Regions from separate parts of the Homo sapiens genome. Here region 1 is linked to region 2. Evidence: read pairs that join two places in POLR2A ChIA-PET (ENCODE). Cell type or tissue: IMR-90. All regions are shown on one strand. Links, peaks and the distances in the headings refer to the core of each region. The heading gives the core; the rest is flanking DNA. Region 1 has its middle 5.8 kb from the start of TCF21. Region 2 overlaps TARID (TCF21 antisense RNA inducing promoter demethylation).

Region 1 (2,915 bases), core at 155-2,654, 270 kb before region 2:
GGCCCTGAGAGGGGCTCTTAAATAGTCCTTGGAGGTGGTTAATCTTTCGGTGAACTGGAAGGAGGGTGGGCCCGCGCAGCCTGCCCAGACCCAAAGATCAAAGGCGTGTTCCTCCAAACGCCTGAAGGAAGCCCGGCGGACTCTGAAGAATGCTGCTGGCAACCAGCGAGTTTCCAAGGGCAGAGCCAGCATTTGGAGCGAAGGATGCAAAGCTAAGAAAGGATGTTGGCAGGCCAGCTGCGCCCCGCTCGCACCTGGGTTCCCCGCGGTGTGGGGACGTAACCCAGAACCTGCCCTGCGCCTCATCCCTGAGCCAGCGGATCTGCAGCGGGACACGCACCCGCTGGCCCGGAGATTGCACCCGGAAAGGGACGGAAAGGAGGCTGTGCGGACTGAGGCTCAGAACTCCTTCCCCGTCTCGCCTACTTCCAAAAACTCTTCTCCCAGGCGGGGAAGCCTCAGAGGCTGCTTCCCTCCTCCGCCTTTGCGCTCAGCTCCCCGCTGGCCGCGAGCTCTCCAGGCACTCCTGCTGCGCTCGCCACCAGCCGTGGCGTCCCTGCAACCCCAACTCCAGGCCGACTTCCCGACGCACACAGTGCCGGACCAGAGCAAGGCCAACCACTCGCACTGGAGTGATGGGGAGATTTTTTTCTGGCCCGAGAATGGACCAAGGGACTCTCTTGCAGGGGACGTGATTCCAGGGAGCCCAGATTTCTCTCTCCCTTAGAGGTCGCAACGGAGCCAACAGAAGTCTGGCTTTAATCCACTCAGGACTTAAAAACATCATCTAATGACTGAAATCTGTCTGAGAACACAGGATGAGCGCATCCATGTCCACACACCCGGGTGGAACAAATCTTTTATTTTCTGAAGACAAGTGATTTGAAGTCCAGACTGAATGGCATTTAAGAATTAGGAATCCTGCGTGCCATCCTGGAGTGAATTAAACTAAATTAGAGTCCAGAATATGCAGCTTCTTTAAGAAAAAATTCTCCTCTGAAATATTTTCTTTCCCACTGCATTAAGTAGTGTTCCTCATGAGACACCTGAAAACATTGATTGTTAAAATGTGGTCCTGGGACCAGCAGCAATGACATCACCTGGGGCCCCACTTCAGACTCCTGGACTCAGGATCTCTGGAGGGTGGAGGCATCTAGGTGATTCTGAAGAACCACTGGCTTAAAAGTCTCCTTGGTCAGTGCTTTCCACTAATCAGTAAATATATAGAGCTAGCAGAGCTGGAGCTCTGTTTATCACTTCTCTTTTTAGAATGAAGTCTCTGTTTGACAGTGGGAAAGCCTGCTAGAATGATCCTGAGTTGCTTGTGAAGTCATACAAGCAATGAGAGAGAGAGAGAGAGAGAGAGAGAGCGAGAGAGAGGACTTCCCTGGCTGCAGTCCAGATTGGATATCTGTCTGCTTCTGAGAACTTGCAGACTCGCTTACTTGAAACACTTCATTCTCCGTTCAGGCGTCTGTAAGCTGCTTTGGTTGTTCTCCTGGTTCTTTCTAAAAGCACCTTCTAAGATAGTTTTCATAACCTAGAGGTCACAGGCAGGATACTCCCCACCCTTAACATCCCCGACCCCCAACTTCCAAACTATACTGGCTTGAGGCCAAGGGAGTTCCCCATTCTTTCTATGAAGCTACTCACCCCCTATTCATATTGAGACACACCAACTACCTGGGCTGAAGCTGGAGCAGGGTAGGCTGGGAGTTTTACCCTTCTGGGAAGACCGGAGGAGAGAGACCTATGGTGGGTGTGGGTGTGCTGATGATCTGGAATGGGAGAAGGGCTCACTGAGAAGGAGAGATGTTTAGACTGTGGGTGTGTGTTGGAGGCATGTGTGGTGTGGTCACGTTGTCATGTTCCTGGGCTAGTGGCAGCCACCACCCAGTCATTCCCACCTTGATCCTCACTCCATTCAATGGACAACCATGGGGACCTGAGTGTGCCCAGGCCCCTCCTTGGCTGAGGCTCCTGATGGGACTGGGCAGCCTCACCATCAGACACCAGTGTTATCCTATCTGCAGGTGCCAGGCTCTGACTTTGCTCTCTGGATTTCTAGGAAAAAGAAAGCTCTGGACAAATTTAGAGAGCATTAGGGAGAGGTGCAAGGTGAAAGAGAGACAGAAAGAGAGAGAGAAAGAGTCAATAGATACCAAAAAGAGGTATTTTAGTTCGTGGAAAAAAAAAGATCATTGCCTGGATGCTATAAACATACATCCCTTGGAACTTCCTGCCTGAGACACTTTCAGTTTGGGTCTAGGCACAGATAATTCACTACCCGCCACTTAGTAAAAGTAACTGACATTTTCACGGAGCTTTTCCTTTACCAAGGGATTTTACAGATATAATCTCATCTGAGCCTCACTAAGCCTCTGTAAGATGAAAGAGGAAGGTCTGCATATAATGATTATTATCATTCTCATTACCGTTATCCCTGCTTGCAGAGATGGGAAAACTGAGGATCCAGGCTCTTTCAAGAAACAGCTAGTTGGATGCAGAACCAGGGTCAAATCTACGTGTTCCCTATTCATAGCCACATGCCTCCTGCCTAAAGCAAAGGCTTCAAATTATTGGTAGGGAACTATAGATAGCCATGAAGACTTTCTAAAAATCCATGTATAGATTGGGGTTGTAAGGGAATGAGCAAGAAAAAGTTATTTCTCTATGGATGGCCTGCCTGGAATCCTCAGAATTTAGAGCATTCGTTTTGTAAAAACGTGAGTGGGAGATTGGAAAATTTGCGAAACGTGAAAGGCAATCAATTGAATCACACTGGGGACTCTTTGATTTGAACTCTGGATAGGTTGAGGCATGGGCTCTATCCCTCTGGTAGAAAGGAGAGAACACATGAATTTGAGGAACGGGACTCTGGCCAGAGCTTGAAATGTGTTCTTGAAAGTCAAGTT
Region 2 (2,915 bases), core at 273-2,772:
GATTCTGCTTGTAATTCTCTCTTCAGCTGGCATTGTATCACATGGCAGCCCCTAATCCAAAGGGAGGTTGGGGAAGTGACAGTTTAGCTTTTCAGGTTCTATTTCAGAGTAATAAAGGAGAATAACAGTTGGGAATGAATATCAGATTGAAACCTGTGTCTGCAACATGAGCTTTGAGAGAGAAGCAGATTCTATATCATGAGGATTTTCGGTTTTCTTTTTATATGGGAGGTTAAGGACTTTTAATTTTACCTTGTAGAGAAAAGGGGGTCCAGTGGTTAGTTTTGAGAGGTGTGATCAAACATGAATATTTGAATAAAGAGTTGCTTAATGGATTGATAAGAGAGGCACACTCAGGAAAGCCTTATAAATGTGAAAGTTGTTTGAAAGAAAATGAATAGGAACAAACCATTGTACAAACATTGATCTTTCTAGCTCTGGGTGCACACAGTAATTCCATATTTGAGGATGAAAGGATATAATCACACACACATGCACACACAGAAACACACACACAACATCCATGTACTTCCCATGCAAGTTATAGAGCTAGATCCCTACTTAATTTTGTTCATCATCATAGTTAATTTGTCAATTTCCAAGTGGGCAATCAGTTTATTTTCTGGTTCATGGCTCCATCTTTATTCAGTTCCCTTGGAAGGAGCCCTTTGATTACTATACTTGTTTGCAAATGAACTCTTAAAAAATATGACTCAGAAGCAGCTCAGTTCCCTAGTTCTATGTGTTAGAGTGGAAGCCAATCATTGTCTTTTTCATTATTGTGTTTGTAATCCAATAGGAGTATTCATTACAATCACACAGGAGCCGGCTAAAATGAACAGTTTTTCCTCATCCTACCACGAGTTAGAAAATTAGTAAGAACAGAAAAGATTCTGGCATAAAATGTGAAAGAAGGACTTTCCCCAGACTGTTTCTATTTTTTAAAAAATAACCATTTCTCAGACTCAATCTCCGAAGCGGAACTGCTCATTTCACTTTCTAAAATATGGAAAATCACAGATGAGTTTAAGGAGTAAAAGAGCACTGCACTTACTAAATAAGTGTACAGGAATAAAAGCATAAAGGAAAAATGTAGTTAAACACAATTGCTTCCATTTCAAATGAAAGAAAAGAGGTGAAGAGTCCTTTGGTGAGTCAGGAGAATGCCAAAAGAAACGTCTATGAATGGGAGCTGGGCAAAGGAGTCAGTGGAAGTCCCCTGGGTAGCACTGGAGTGGGATGTGCCTGAGGTCTCCACAGACAGGCATTCTCTGAAAAAAAAAAAAAAAAAAAAAAAAAAAAAGGTATGAGCAGAATGTGAAGCAAACTGCCAAACTGCACAATGGGTCAAGAGGGAGTTGGACAGAGTTTTGGACACAACAAGAAAATACACAGCTGCTCCCAAGATTTTTAAGCTGAGGATGAGGAGTTAGTGTGTAAATGAACTGGTATTTCCTGGGCAGGCCTGCACTGAGATCTTGTCTTCTCCAAGTCCCAAGTGTTGCACTATTTTTGCTTGAACTCTTACCTCTACATAAGCGTGTGTCTTTACCTGCTATATCTAAGAATTAGTACGACCTTATCTTGATATTAATGAGATTTTCACTGCACTTCTTGATCTGTTTTTCTGTCACCTTGGTGCTGGTCAATCCTTGCAGGACTTTGAATTACAGTGTAGAAATGGGGAGAGGAAAGGGTATCTATTTTTATTGATTTCATATATCTATACCTATATCTATATTTTATTCTCCAAACAACAATAAGCTTGTGAGGTAAATATTATTGTCATCATCATTTGCATATTAATAATGATGAAATGGGGATGCAAAGAGGTTAAGCAACCTAACAGAAACAAGCACCAAAAAAAAAAAAAAAAAAAGAATCACAAAAGCAGATGCCCTGCTTAGGAGCCAAGCTCTGTGCTGGAGAGGCATGGCTGAGGTCTCACTTCTGGGACCAGGAAGGTTCTGGTTATGCATCTCCAATAACTTAAAAAGGGTTCATGGGGCTTCAGTGGACCAGTGGTATTTACTGGGCTCTCACCGTGTGTACAGGACATAATGAACAAGTGCTAGGGGAGAAAAGTAGAAAGCAAATTAGAGCACCTTCTACCTAGCTGTTTAAAATATGAATAATGTATAAATATGTTTGAATATGAAAGAACAAGGATGAAGTGCTGATTATTTGCATTCATACTAAGGGTGGCATGTGTGCCAACTGCTGAGAAAGTGGAACAAGGTGAGATAATTCCACCTTTCAGAGGCATGTTTATTCTTGTGTATGGCTCTTTTTCTCCCCATCTATAATGCTTGCTTCACTCAATGCTTTTTTGAATATTCTTCAGAGTTTGGTTCTTTGAGAAAAAAATCTTTCCTCGCAATGTCAGCCTAAATTCATGTTTTCCTTTTATAATTCCCAGTTGGATTCATTTTGTGTGCCCTCTGCTCTGATTTAAAATTTAACTTAGACTGCAACTTCTGCTTTGCATTGGCAAATAATCATTATCCCTGTTAAAATGAACTGTAGAAATGCTGCTGTCAGAATTTGCAATAGGTAGCTGTGTGAAACAGTGTGATACTATGTGAACTTGAAACAGAATGAGGCAGGGTTTCCTCAGATTTCTTCTCTTGCTTTAGAAATGTTGAACACTTCTCATTCTGGCACACAGGATGGGAGTAAGGGGTGAATCACATAGTCTGACTCTCCCTAATATAACTTTGCTATAGCATTTACTATCCTTTCTTCTTTACACTAGGGAAAGCATGTCTGTAATGAGAATTTCTTCTTTCTTGTTCATCATATACAATAGGTAGAGATTCAGTGACCTCTGATCATGGTGCAGGAGCCACTGAAGGACACACTATCTCTTTCAGCCATGGTCTTGTGGCTTCTGTGGAGGAAAATGATTTTCCTCC

Evidence for each region. Peaks named below come from ENCODE experiments on the same cell type or tissue, not always from the same donor. Only the 100,000 strongest peaks of a DNase experiment are listed, where the experiment ranks them.
Region 1: POLR2A ChIA-PET joins it to region 2 with 10 read pairs; 2 of 35 experiments call an interaction of 5 or more read pairs at or near these places.

Annotation. Positions count from the first base shown.
Region 1 is chr6:133,893,468-133,896,382 of GRCh38, reverse strand. It overlaps a transcript of TCF21 not described here. Among named protein-coding and RNA genes, the nearest start is that of TCF21, 5.8 kb to the right of the region's middle. In IMR-90, for the core only: no CTCF peak of the experiment used is centred there; a DNase peak (open chromatin) is centred at 1,392; H3K27ac peaks cover 1,410 bases.
Region 2 is chr6:133,621,655-133,624,569 of GRCh38, reverse strand. The region is part of intron 4 of TARID (TCF21 antisense RNA inducing promoter demethylation); the gene reads left to right. Among named protein-coding and RNA genes, the nearest start is that of EYA4-AS2, 170 kb to the right of the region's middle. In IMR-90, for the core only: no CTCF peak of the experiment used is centred there; DNase peaks (open chromatin) are centred at 1,259 and 2,639; H3K27ac peaks cover 2,308 bases.